2 separate regions of the Mus musculus genome follow, and region 2 is linked to region 1. The links are chromatin loops, found by intact Hi-C in ENCODE. Cell type or tissue: gastrocnemius. All regions are shown on one strand. Links, peaks and the distances in the headings refer to the core of each region. The heading gives the core; the rest is flanking DNA.

Region 1 (7,230 bases), core at 1,171-6,170:
TTGATACCGTCAAAATTTCAAAGCAAGGACACACTCAACAGACATGAGACAAAGGGAACATAGACCACACACACACCCCATCAGAAATAAAGATGGTAAAGACTAATAAACTTATCTTCCAAAATTAAGGAGAAACTAAGTGGCTTTACTCTGTAAGCAATGATGCTAGCCTGGCTCAAATTACAAATTACCCTCATTTTTTACTTGTACTATTGCAAAAACTTCCCAACATGCTTATTCTGCTTCAAGTTTTATTTTTTTTGTCTCCATTATATACATACAGAGTATAGGTGATCTGTGAGAAGCATAGATCATACTTTTCTAATGACTTCCATTGCACTGTAGTAAAAGACTCTCCTCCTTACAAGGAGCTATAAGGTTCAACATCTAATACCTTTTCACCCAGATCACTGTCCTTAAACATCAGAGACTTTGCTAGTCAGACCTATGATGGAGTCTTTGCTCTTGCCTTAAGATGTTCTCATAAGTGTGCTGTTTTCCCCTTGACTCAATCTCTATCCTGCTTTAAACTCAGATGTCAGCTTAAATACACCGCCTTACAAACACTTCCTGCAACTCATCCAAACTGGTGTGAATCGACTTTCTTTATATTAAAGCAGCTTCTGGTTTTGTACTTGTAGTAGTTTACCTTGCTTTTTAAAATTTACTCTGCTGTCTTTGCTGTATCTTTTATCATTTCTCATCACGTTATATTTGGTACCCACGTGGCATACAGCAGGAACTCAGTGTGTGTGGGTTGACTGGATACACCATATTCATTAATTTGTCAAGAATGTTTAGTTCATGTTTTTGTCTCCTGGATTTGATTCATTTTGTTTCCTAGAAGTGGACACTCTTTCTTTCTTCTCTTCCCACATCTCGTATTTTCTTCTGGTTCCAGGCCAATTGTTTGTATCCTTTGAGAAGCCTTCCCTCTTTCTACCTCTACACTGCCCATCACTACCCTGAGTATCAGTCACAGTTATCTGATTATCTTCCCTCCATTTGCTTTATTGTATTTTATTTATTTATTTTATTCATATGAGTACATTGTTGCTGTCTTCAGCCACACCAGAAGAGGGCATCAGATCCCATTACAGATGGCTGTGAGCCACCATGCGGTTGCTGGGAATTGAACTTAGGACCTCTGGAAGAGCAGTCAGTGCTCTTGACCACTGAGCCATTTCTCCAGCCTCCCACCTCCATCTGTTTAAGCCTCCACATTCTGTCTCCTCCTTCATCTCTATTAATGTATCCTTAAGGGATAGTAGAACTTTCACTTCTAAATCTCCATATTTATTTTCCTACATGACTGGTGAAGCATGCTGTTGACCAGAGATATAGCTCATAAGAATCACAAAGATTATAAATCACTTACCTTGTTTCACCATCAAGACTCTCATATGTGCCTTTTAAAAAATCCTTCAAATCCGGCCATCACTGGGAAGAGAGGCCCCTTGGTATTGCAAACTTTATATGCCCCAGTACAAGGGAATGCCAGTGCCAAGTGCCAAGAAGTGGGAGTGGGTGGGTAGGGGAGCAGGGTGGGGGGAGGGTATAGGGAACTTTCGGGATAGCATTGAGATGAATATAAAGAAAATATCTAATAAAAAAAGAAAAAAATCCTCTAAATCCATCAGCTAACTTAGCCTTGGATATCTGATAGCCCCATATTATCTGAGGCCAGCTGTCAGTTTCTCTGGAACTAGCAGTACAATTTGTCGATGAGCAGAGTTACCCAACTCATGCAAACTTTTATTTTGTTTAGACTTTTTCCTGGTTTCTTGCATCTCAAATCTTCCTCTGGCTAAAGGGTGTATTTGTGGCTCTAGGACCTTGGTGTACAGGATGAAGCAGTGTAGCATCTCTGACTAAGACCTCAATCTTCCCAGAGGCAGTGAAGTCCAGAGGTGAGATTTACATGGATGAAAAAGTCATGGTGGAGGAGAATCACCACACTGAGGCGCCTTAGTTCAGGCTAAGGAAATGGTTCATTGGTGGATGTAGGGTCAGTCCCAAAGTTTTGATACATTTTATAACTACATAGTGTCGTGAACTAGAACAAATACAGGATGACTTCCAAGCAATAAAATCTTTTTTTTTTTTTTTAAACCGAGACAGGGTTTCTCTGTATAGCCCTGGCTGTCCTGGAACTCACTTTGTAGACCAGGCTGGCCTCAAACTCAGAAATCTTCCTGCCTGCCTCTGCCTCCCAAGTGCTGGGATTAAAGGCATGCGCCACCACTCCCGGCCAAGCAATAAAATCTTATATGAACATTAAATATCAGCTTTGTATATATTTGACAATTACAAAAACAGTGATAATAAATCTATTCCAGAAGATACACTAATGTTCAGGATAACTTCTCCATCATACTGCATTGGCTCCAACTAGGACATTAAGGTATGAACAATGTGTTTCAATAAATTAATTTAACATAGGAAAAACACAAAGGAAAATAAATCATAAATAAAATCTTAAAGTGTACAGAGATTTGTGTAAATGAAGAAACATTTGAGACCAGAATTAAGCCAAATATTCTTAAAATAAGAAGAGATTAAGCTTCCACCTATTTGTCACAAATAGAAGCTATTTAAAAAGTCAAATAAAAATATTTTCCTTAAAACTGTACGTAATGGCATACATCTGCCCTCCTTGCACTGAGCAGAGGGCTGGTGTACAAATGAACTGCACGTTGAATGCTCACAACATATGATCATCTTCAAAGAATGCCTTAAATCTTGAAGAACTGTGGAAATACCTCTATTTTATCCTAACAAGTCATCAAAAACACTTTACATTAGATATTGCTACATTTTATTCATGGTACTGCACTTAACCTCTTTCAGTGTGCAGCATCGCCTTGTGTGCATGATTACTGCTTTAAGGAGTAGGTAACAATCCCAAGGAGTAGGTATCAATCCTCAGCTTATATCCAACACATCAAAAGACATAGAAATAAAACTTGCATTTATAGTATTCTAACTAAAATCTTTTTTTGAAATTGCAGTTGTGTTGAGATGAATAAGATCAATCTAGTTAACACCAGAACAAAAACAACTTTGGGTAATTCTAGTGTAGCAGGCTCAATTCCTACTAAAGTCACCTAAGAGTCAAAGGACATAGTCGCTTGAGTGATGGGAGCAAAAGGATCAAGCGCTCCATCTAGTGGCAGCAAGAGTAACTGCAGAGGATCTGAAAGTACCAGCCTGGCCCAAACCCACAACTCAAGAAAACAATTCTGTAGGCTAGACACATAACTGAGACCTAAGACAAAAGGGTTATGGGTAGGCTTGAATTTCAGGCATATCAAGTTAACGATTCAGTTATAATTCATAAGGTTTATTGATCATTCTAATTTGAATGCTTGAATAACGACTTTATAAGTATATTCTACAGCAGTGACTTTTTTTTGTGCCTATACTGCCTTTCTTTATTGCTATAAGCCTTTTATAACTTTTAGACAAAAATTCTTTACATAAGAGAGAATGCTCTCATAAATAAAATGTAACATAAAAGGGGAGTTACAGACGGATATCAATAACAAGTTCAAAGCAATGTTTCAATTCTGTATGCTCAGTATAAATAAATTCAAAGCAACAGTTTTTACATGGCCTTACTTTATTACAGTGCACACCGGTGGCTTCATCCTTGGATCTGACCTAGAATAAATGTTTTTCCTCGATCCCAAATTTGTCCCAAGCCTATTTCTTATTTTCATGTAATTTGGAAAGCTCATTGTATTCCTTATTATGCAGCCTTTACCATTTTATGAGGAGGGGGCAACATTCTATTCTTGATTCTAATTTTACTATATCTTTATGTCAGAACAACTAAAACCATCTCTTAAAATTTTGTTCCTAAAATTATTTGAGTCAAATCAGGCATCCTATAAAATCATTGTTTCTTCCGAACAGTAGTAATTCATGAAATTTTATCTATATGTTGATCTACAGGAAATTTGCTTAATAGGGTAGGCTAATGCCCAGGCATCCTGAGGCTATATAATAGTCACATGAAAGGCATATCAGCTGCAAGAAGTAATCCTGAGATGAAATCTCTAGGGACATTGCCTCTCAGAAATCAGTTTCCACTGCTGTTACAGCACATCTCTGTGACAATCTTCATTATAGCCAACTGCTACATATTGGGAAAATACTATCGTTTTTACTGTGTTCTTAAAAATCCCATTCTACTTAAGAGTGTATGTTCTGCTATACTGAGGCAAGAAACTCAGAGATCTTCAAGCAATTTCATGTACTGTTGTCAATGGAGTTTAGATATGCCTTCAGAAGTAATACAATGGTGTTTCAAATACCTCAGTGTCAGGTGTACTCATCACGAGTGCATGTGTTCTGTTGGGTTGACACTGAGTACAGCTTCTGTAAGCGATATGTAATCTGTGGAATTTATGAAGCATGCTGAGTTGCCAATTCCTTTTATTCGATTCTTACTTAGTATGCCTTTGTACCATGTTTTCTTCCATTTACATTGTTCTTCCAAAAGATATGGCTTCCCTTCTCTGTGCAGTGGAATCCCACCAGTGATCTTTCACATTCTTCACTAACCATCGAATTGCAGTTATGTCTCCCTTGGCATTCAGTGAAAGAGGGTATATAAATACTTACCTTGCTATTTAGTTGTATAAAGTTTAAATTTGACAGGAAGATGTAATTAACATTTTAAAAAATGAACCACACCAGTGCGTGGTACACTGAATACCACATTATTTCCTTGAACTAAAACAAAGCCAGCTCCACAAACTACTGGATTTTTCACAATACAAAACAACACTACAAGTACTTATGAGATATGAATAATTTTCACTAAAAAATGTTAGGGCTCTCTATGAAATATACCATAATTTATGCCATATTATTACTATAATGATTATATCATATATAACCATGTATATTTTATGTGATATATTATATATCATGTGCATAATGATATATAATATAGTAATACTATCTATAATATGTTATATAATATGAATCTTATAGACCTAAAATGAGACAATTATATAAATATATGCTTATATGTAATATAATTATGTAATATAATATTAGCTATCTCATATGTTATACAATATGAATCAAATAAGCTTAAAATTAGACAATTTTACATTATGCTCTGTAAAGCTCCCCATAGAAAAAGTTCTGAAAAAAAAGGAAAACGATTAACACACCTAACTTAATAAGACAATTAGCATAACTAAGTTCATGGTCCTCAATTTTACAGACATAAGACAAATATCCATATGAGTTCAGAAGGGTAGAAAGATTTCTCATTAGTTAATAGCACTTGGTGCTTTTAAATTAGGTCTAAGTTGAGTTCCCAGAACCCATACCAGACAAATTATAAGTTATAATTTATAACTATAACTCTAGTTCTAATGAACCCAGAATACTCTCATGGACTCACAAGACACTTGCCCCAGTATCATTCAAATACATAAACTTGGACAAACATATCCATCAATGTATAGTAAATATATTTTAAAAGGTTATTTAGGATAACAATAGAAGAATTTTATATAAATAAATATAAGCTACATTTAAAAATTTTATTGCTTTCTCAAATACAGCTCTTATTCATTGATTCAGAAATGGATGCAGACGTTTAAACCTGTAAAAAATTAAGATTCCCAACAGAAACCAAATAAATAAAAGCCAGAAAATAGCTAATAAATAAAAATGGCAAAATCAGAAGAAAAGGAAAAAATCCAAATATTATATGTTCCGTCTAGAATTAAATATTGTAAAATAGACAAATAGAAAATTACATTATACATAATGGGCGCTTAAATTCATTTACTTGTGATATTAATGAATTCAGTGCAATATTAGCCTCCACTAAAGAGATTGTTCTGGCCCGGGAGAATCTGCGTTGAAGAACAGAGCATTTTTTGTTTGTTTGTTTGTTTGTTGAGACAGGGTTTCTCTGTATAGCCCTGGCTGTCCTGGAACTCACTTTGTAGACCAGGCTGGCTCGAACTCAGAAATCTGCCTGTCTCTGCCTCCCAAGAGCTGGGACTAAAGGCGTGCGCTCTGTCCGAATGAATGGGAACCGGAAATTGGATGTTTATAACCAAGAAAAGCAGAATTTCATCCAGCACTTCTCCCAGATCGTGAAAGTGCTGACTGAGGAGGAGCTGGGACACCGAGAGACACGGGATGCTATTACCCAACTCAAGGAGGTCCTACACTGCAATGTTGTAGGAGGCAAGTACAGCTGGGGTTTGACCACGGTACAAGCCTTCCAGGAGCTGGTGGAACCGAGGAAACAGGATGCTGAGAGTCTTCAGCGGGCCCTGACTGTGGGCTGGTGTGTAAAACTGCTCTAGGCTTTCTTCCTCGTGTCAGATGACATCATGGACTCTTCCCTCACTCGCCGCGGGCATATCTGCTGGTATCAGAAGCCAGGCATAGGCTTGGATGCCATCAACGATGCTCTGCTTCTGGAAGCCTCCATCTACCTCCTGTTGAAGTTCTACTGCAGGGAGCAGCCCTATTTATTACCTGAACCTGCTGAAGCTCTTTCTGTAGAGTTCCTATCAGACTGAGATTGGGCAGACACTAGACCTCATGACAGCACCCCAAGGCCATGTGGATCTTGGTAGATACACTGCAAAGAGGTACAAATCTATTGTCAAGTACAAGACCACTTTCCACCCTTTCTACCTACCTATCGCGGCTGTCATGTCCATGGCAGGCATTGATGGGTAGAAGGAACATGCCAATGCCCTGAAGATCCTGCTGGAGAAGGGCTAGTTCTTTCAGGCCCAGGACTACCTTGATCTCTTTGGAGACCCCAGTGTGACTGGAAAGGTCGGCACTGACATTCAAGACAACAAATGCATTTGGCTGGTAGTTCAGTGTCTGCTGTGAGCCACTCCTGAACAGCGCCAGATCTTAGAGGAGAATTATGGGCAGAAGGACCCAGAAAAAGTGGCTCAGGTGAAAGCACTGTACGAGGCACTGGATCTGCAGTCTGTGTTCTTCAAGAACAAGGAAGACAGCAAAAACCGCCTCAAGAGTCTCATAGAGCAGTGCTCTGTGTCCCTGCCCCCATCCATCTTCTTGGAACTTGCAAACAAAATCTACAAGCTGAGAAAGTGACCTCGGAATTGGAGAGGCTGGGAGGGAGGGATCTCAATAAATTATTGTACAACAACAACAACAACAACAACAACAACAACAACAGAGATTGTTCTGCTTTTCAGGCAC
Region 2 (7,230 bases), core at 978-5,977, 80 kb before region 1:
CTCCCATGTTACTGAAACAGTCAGGATCTTTCTCCTTCTGAAGAAATGTACTATGCTAATGACTGTACAGAGGAGCAAGCAAACACTAAGACTCCAGACTGAGCTTGCAAGTATGCAGGCAATAGTATACCCCTCACACACACATCACATTTCCAACCAGGAAACAACTACCTCTTTGGTGCCATTTCTGATTTGAGAGAGAAGTCAGGTTGCTCTACTAGCAACTGAAATTATTTTCTATATCTGGCATATGTTATATCTTCTTCTATGACGAAGACTAGTTAAGCAACCAATTTAAAGACGCAACTAAAAAAACAGTGCCTACTACAATGCCTAGCAGCAAGCACTCAACACAAGGTTTGAATGACTTTCATTTGTGATAAAAATGTAACAATATCAAGTCATCAAGATTATCAGTAATAGCCATTACTCTCATTTTTTTTACACCATAGCTGTGCTTATTCTATAAAAGTAAGCAATATTTTCTAACTTCTTTTCTCCTACATGACCAACTTTCTCCTCTATAACGTTCCCATCAGCAAATGTCAAACATTCTTAATATCTATTTATCCATCTCTATGTATCTATCTATGTATCTATCTAACTATCATTGACTCTTTAACTTCACACCTCCTCTGTTATCACAATAGTTCTTGCTTCTCAGTTGTAGTAAAACTCTTCAGAGTCATCAGCATTTGCTCTCTTCCCATGTTCTTTTGATAATCATTATCTACCAGCAATGTCATAACCAAGGTCCCTGGGGAATTTCCTGGTGCCAGGTCAATCTCAGTTCTCTTACTCACCTTATCAATAATGCACCAATAGCAGTTAATATGATTAATGATCCTCTCCTGTTTGAAAGTCTTTATGCACACAGCCTTGGGATAGTGTTTCTGATTTATCTTTCCAATGACTAAAGTTTGGTGCCCTGCTATTTCAATCCTTGGGGCTGTCTTTTCCCTACCTAAATTTGCTTTCTAGTTGTTCTCTATTGGCTTTAGCCCCCTGATTTATATATACTTAGGTTTAGATACTCCACAGAAACACTGTCTAGTTTGTCTCCTGAAGAACCTGCAGAGTTTAGTGACTGGCATATTGTATTTTCAAAACTGGCTAATGAATGAACCCTCACAAAGCACCCTACATCAGTGCCTTGGTGACTATGAAGAACAAATGGAATATATCTGTTAAACACACTTCCCCAGCCATTTGTTTTTTCTTGCACAAAATACTGGAATTATGCTGTGTTCTGTTTTTCTCAGTGATGTGGGATATTCATCAAATTTCCAATTGTAAAATAAGTAGTTACCATATTGTCAGGGGTTAAGTATTTTACTGAAATCTTATAATGAGAAAGCATGAATTCTGGCGTTAGGTGGTTAATTGGTGTCAGAACTCTGTTATATCATGTCTTGAAATAGCAAATTTTTTTACCCTCTGTATAGCAACAGAAACACATTTTAGATTTTTCCTTACTGACCATTCATGTATGGGCTTTAAAAATCACCAAATAACTGGAATATAATAGTTTTCTTATCCAAAGGGGATAATTTCCAAGACCCCCTAGTAGATCACATAGCACAAAACTTTACATATGCAATGTTTTCCCCTATAATACAGTTTAATAAATGAATTAGGCATATTTAATATTAATAATTCCTAATAAGATAATTATAAGCAATATACTTACTATAATAAGTCATGTAAATGTAGTTTATTTCAAAATATTTTACTATAGTGCAGATCTTAGCAAGACAGGCCTATGATTTTCTTTCTTTATAAAGTTAAGAACTTTGACTTAGTCACCTAAAGGAACCACTTCATACCTTTGCTTTGGCAGCTACATAACTCTTGTACATTAGGAATCATTAATAAATAAAAGATAACTGACCACAAGCCCTAATTGAGCCAGTTAATCTGGGAACTGAGATGGTATTTAGTGATAATTTGAGAAGTTGCATATACAACATGGTTACACTGGAAAATTGGCTCATGCCCATGCAGGACATATTACTCAGAATGATATGTAGTTTAAAATTTACAGACTGCTTTTCTGGTCTTTCCTTTTAGTATTTTTCCTAAGATGGCTAATAATAGTTTACTGAAGCCTGAAAGAAAAACTGCAGATAAGAAAAAATTAGTGCCTCTGTATACTCACATTAAACTCCTAATTTCTTGTTAAAAGTACTATTATTTACTTCATCAGGCTTTAATCCAGACAACATTTTTGCCTCCTTCTTTATCTGTTTTACCCTGTCACTAAGTCCTTCAAGTACAAAACTCCCTTTAGTTTTAGATCTGTTTTCTTCCCATTGCTATGACCATTCATTGCAAACGTTCACTCTGCATGTCTGATTTTCAGTGTCATGTCCCATTTGTGGTCTCGGAATCAACTTTATTAACTGAATCCAATTTAAATTTTCTAAATATTAACTTTAATCAAATCATCCTTATGTTAAAAAAACATCATCGATTTCTTATGGCACTCAGGACCTGCTGTAGCTGGGCTCATGCTTTCTTTCTTACCTTCCTAAGCCTGGTTCCATCTCTGAATCCCAGACATCAGCCCTCCTGGCTCTCCTCTTCAAAGTCCATATCTGCCCTACCTTGTGCTCTTTGGCTTCTCTCTTCAACATGCATACATTTTTTGTACTATTTCAGCACACACAGCCTCTCTTGCTCATTCACATGTATTTACCTCCTAATTTTGAGCTTTTTGATAGTATGGTTTCTATCCTCACACTTAATGTATTTTCTTCGCTATCTAGCAGAGGGATTTACTATCCAAGGACTCTGACAACCAATCATAAGCTTTAGCATCACCCTTGTACAGCATCCATTCAGGTAATACCAGTACCACACTCCCTCTGTTCTCCAACCTGCTCAGAATGAAGCCAGCTTCTACTTTCCATCCACTGTCCTGGTGTCTAATGTTTCACATCCTGAAGGAGAACTGTCAATTACTAAAATAACTTTTTATGCTTAATTTTTTTTGGTGATCTTGATTGTAGAAAATACCTCAATTCTGAGTACCACAATAAAGGGCTTTGCTTAGGATGCTCTTCTAAGCACACATTCTACGGACAGATCCAGGGAGAAAACTAACTTTGAAAGATGAATTCTTACATGATCTGCTTCACTGCCTGAAAACTAGTCACACTGACTAAAAGGGAGACAGAAACACAAACGTTAAGACCAAACAGATTTACATATTTAAAATTTAAACAGTTAAAACTTCAATAGGATACCAAAGGCAACGCTTGTTCAGTCTGTAATGTGAATCACGCTGTTTGCTGACCTACAAAATAAGGTTGAAGTCTAGTAAAAGTACATTTCTTTGTGCACAGTGATACCTTAAAATAGGAGAGAGAATCAAACATTTCTTCTATTTGTTCCGAAGACTGAACAGATGATGATATTGGATGAGACGAATTCAAGGAATCTTTCCTCATGGTTTTAAATCGAGCATCTAAGAAGTCTTCATACTAGCAAAAGATAAAGCAGTAGGAAGTCATGACCGATATAAAGGCACAATTGCTACAGAATGAAAAACACCTGGGCTCACTAAGGTGCAGCATATAAACAAATGGAAGTAAATTGTATGCAGTTCCTTAAGCTTAAAACGGCACTGAGAACTGAGGCATGTGAGAATCTGCATTTCTGAAAAGAGAGCATAACTGTAAAATTGAGAATCTCTGACTATCAGAGGCAAATTCCAAATCTGAATATCCAAGATAAATATTCAACAAAGGTTAAAGTAGACTTTTAAAACAGAAATTGAAACTTAGGGCAGAAATGGGGTCCTTACCTTGATTTTCTATTAAAGTGATATATAATTCTTAGAGGTTACTTAAAAGAAAATACAACTCTTATTCTGAAAGCATTGAGAGCTCAGCCAAGAGTGTCCCTAGAATGTATATTAGAATTTAAAGTGTTCTCAGCACCCCCAAGTGGTGAGACTCTGTATTTCAATGTTTAATTAAGTAGCACACATTATTTAAACTACCTATTTCGTATCTCAACTAAAAATTACTTGCAGTCGGAATCAAGCCCTATATACAGAAATGTCAAACTAAAAACTCCCAAGAATACTTCTTATAAATACCTAAAAAATGTATGTAAGCGTCTAAGAGCAAGTCACAGAATTTTAGGGTTGAAGACAATACTATGTGGGAGACTGTCCTATAGTTTGAGAGGCACATGTTTTGTGCTTCCCTTCAGCTACCCAATAATACTTGAATTATTTCAGCAATGCCTATGAAATTATGACCTATGGTGTCTGAAAATCCTTGAGTACAGGAAGTATCTCCAGTCTCTAATGACACACTCACAGCACAATACCTCTCTTTAACAGAATGGTATTCAATCTTTGAAACAAATGCATGGTTTGTATGCAGCAATAGTAATTTATTTGTTTGGTTTTAAAAAAGATTCTATTTTATGTATATGAGTACACTGTTGCTGTCTTTAGAGACATCAGAAGAGGGCATCAGATCACATTATAGATGGTTGTGAGCCATGTGCTTAGAATTGATATCAGGACCTCTGGAAGAGCAACTAGTGCTCTTAACTGCTTAGCCATATCTCCCGCCCTTGTTTCTTTATTTAAGCAACTTATGTTACTTAAGAACTGTTGAAAGAATGCACTCAGTGACAATATAAAAAGCAGTATGAAGCCAGTCTTCATTTCATTTCTTTTTATACAAGTATTTAAGTTATTTTCCAATTTTATCTGCATTCCTTCAAACAAAAGGACCACATCTTATAAAATAAAATGTAATAGTTAAAATAATCATCCTAAAGTAAAAAATAATCATTTTAATGTTTAATGAAATACTTCAATATGCAAGAGTGGGTTTCATTGTCAAGTCTCCAGCATTACTGATTTTAACTTTTTTCAAATTATCTCAAATATGTAGAAAATATATGGTAAATACTAACTTATAATGTGGCTATTCCCTCCTCATAGGACAAAGAAACACAGTACTTACACTGTTGAGCTCTTTGAATATTTTTTCCACAGAGAAATACTCCATGAAAGTGGCAAAGCCTTCATTTAGCCACAGGTCATTCCACCACTGCATTGTAACCAGATTTCCAAACCACTGTAAGAGACAAATTCGTCACCAGCAGGACTCAGGAATTTCTTAATTGAATGGACTATCAGGCTAATTGAAGATAATCAAAATATCTTAAAACAATCTATACCCAGAATAATTAAAGTCTTATAAAAGTTATACAAACTATCCCAAAAAAGAAAGGATTTTGAAAGCTGTATAAATTGATTTTAGAAGTAAAATAAAAAGTTCAACATTTTACCTAAACTGAATGGGGGAAAAAGCAGGAAAGACTATATTTACTTATTAAAATATGTGTGAATTTTTAACATATGCTATATACAACATGTTTTATATAGGTAATGGCTTTTTTTGTTGTTTTTGTTTTTTGTTTTTCGAGACAGGGTTTCTCTGTGTAGCCCTGGCTGTCCTGGAACTCACTCTGTAGACCAGGCTGGTTTCGAACTCAGAAATCCACCTGCCTCTGCCCCTCAAGTACTGGGATTAAAGGCATGTGCCACCACCGCCTGGCTGTAATGAAAATTTTAAGCTGCTTCATTAAAGTGAAACTCCTTAGATAATGAAATTATCTGATCTAATATCAACTCTGTAAGATTACTTTCCAATTTATATATATAAAATCATCCATGACAAGTAAAGATTTTCCTATTGTCAGAGGATCTGCCTGGATTTCATGCTTTTCTTCCATTACCTGAGGTTCAAAACACATGATTCTTTCTGACTAAAATTTAAGTAACATTCCTATAGAAACCTGGCATGTATGTATGTATTCTCTCTCTCTCACACACACACACACACACCGCACAAAAGAAGTCAGAGTAATCTTTCAATGGTTTCTTATATATAGTAATAAGAAGAAGGAAAAAGGTAAGAGACCTTCCTAAATAACATATGTTCAAAATACTTTTGGGTATGAAGATATGGCTCAGCCATTAGCACTTACCCTGCAATCCTGAGGACTTAATTTTGGACCTTAGCACCTATGTAAGAAGCCACCATGTAATTCTCTAAAAACTGTCTGCAATCCCAGTTTTACAGACATATAAACAGGTAAATCACTGGGGTCTGTTGGCTCCCAACCTCTCTAAGATATGAATTCTAGGTTCAGAAAGAGATCCTGCCTCAGGACAGGTGGAGAGTGCTGGAAGAGGACTCCTGATGCACTGTCACAGACAGAAACACACACACACACAGACATACATACATGCACACACACAAGCACACATGCACATGCATGCACCCACATTTGCAAAAAAAAGTGGTCATGGGGTATGCAAATTTGTCAATGTGGTATGGGGCTTATTTCACAACAGTAGCAAAAAATACATTATTAATAAAACAAACAATTACATTTGAGAGTAGCAATCATTTATTTTTCAAAGGTAGTATCTTAAAAACCATTTAACAGGAAGATAAGTTATAAGCCCCAAACAGAAGATAAAATAAAAAACAGATTCTACAGAGTTAGAAGAAATCTCACAAAAGACCACTTTTCTTTCAGCTCATGTATAGCAGTAAGTATATACTTGATATATCAGCTTGCTAAAAAGTTCTTCCAAGGGTCACAGCCATCTATAGATGATGTCTGAGGCAAAGTTAACTGGCCACAGCACTTTCTAGTCTTTCTTCAAATACAGCTTCCTCACAGCTTCCAAACCCACTGAAAAGCATCTCATATTGAGGGCTCAACAGAGATAATGTGTTGGAAATGGGAATGTTCACGAACATTTTTTTCTTCCTTTTTTCATCTTATACAGAGAATTCCTTTACTCTACACTAGGGAAAGCTCCTTCTTCTACATTAATAGAAAACCAACTTGTAGCAGGAAAAAAGAAAAAGAAAATTGGTCCTGACAACTGTGATTCAAGACTCGTTAGTAGAAAGCTGGATATGATAGCCCACACCTATGAAATGGTACTCGAGAGTTGAGTTAAGATAGGAGAGATTTAGTTACACAGTAAGAAGGTTCTGCTTAATAAGGGAGATGGTGTAACTGAGGGAAAACGCTCTATCCTACAAGGTTTCATTGAGAAGCCAGTAGTTGTTAGACATGGCACAGATAAGTACAATTTAGAAAAAAACTGATTTTCCAAGGTTGGAGAATTTAGCTCAATGATATAGCACTGTCTAGCAAACACAAAGTCCTGGGCTT

Evidence for each region. Peaks named below come from ENCODE experiments on the same cell type or tissue, not always from the same donor. Only the 100,000 strongest peaks of a DNase experiment are listed, where the experiment ranks them.
Region 2: it touches region 1 in a loop (2.5-fold over the local background); 5 of 42 quality-filtered maps call a loop at or near these places.

The regions. Positions count from the first base shown.
Region 1 is chr17:17,642,762-17,649,991 of GRCm38, forward strand. It overlaps the pseudogene Gm7513. Among named protein-coding and RNA genes, the nearest start is that of Lnpep, 22 kb to the left of the region's middle. In gastrocnemius, for the core only: no CTCF peak of the experiment used is centred there; a DNase peak (open chromatin) is centred at 3,168.
Region 2 is chr17:17,563,330-17,570,559 of GRCm38, forward strand. Lnpep (leucyl/cystinyl aminopeptidase) reads right to left here. Exons shown (of 18, transcript NM_172827.3): 7 at 4,992-5,105; 8 at 3,354-3,485. Among named protein-coding and RNA genes, the nearest start is that of Lnpep, 58 kb to the right of the region's middle. In gastrocnemius, for the core only: a CTCF peak has its summit at 3,956 (motif pointing left); no DNase peak of the experiment used is centred there.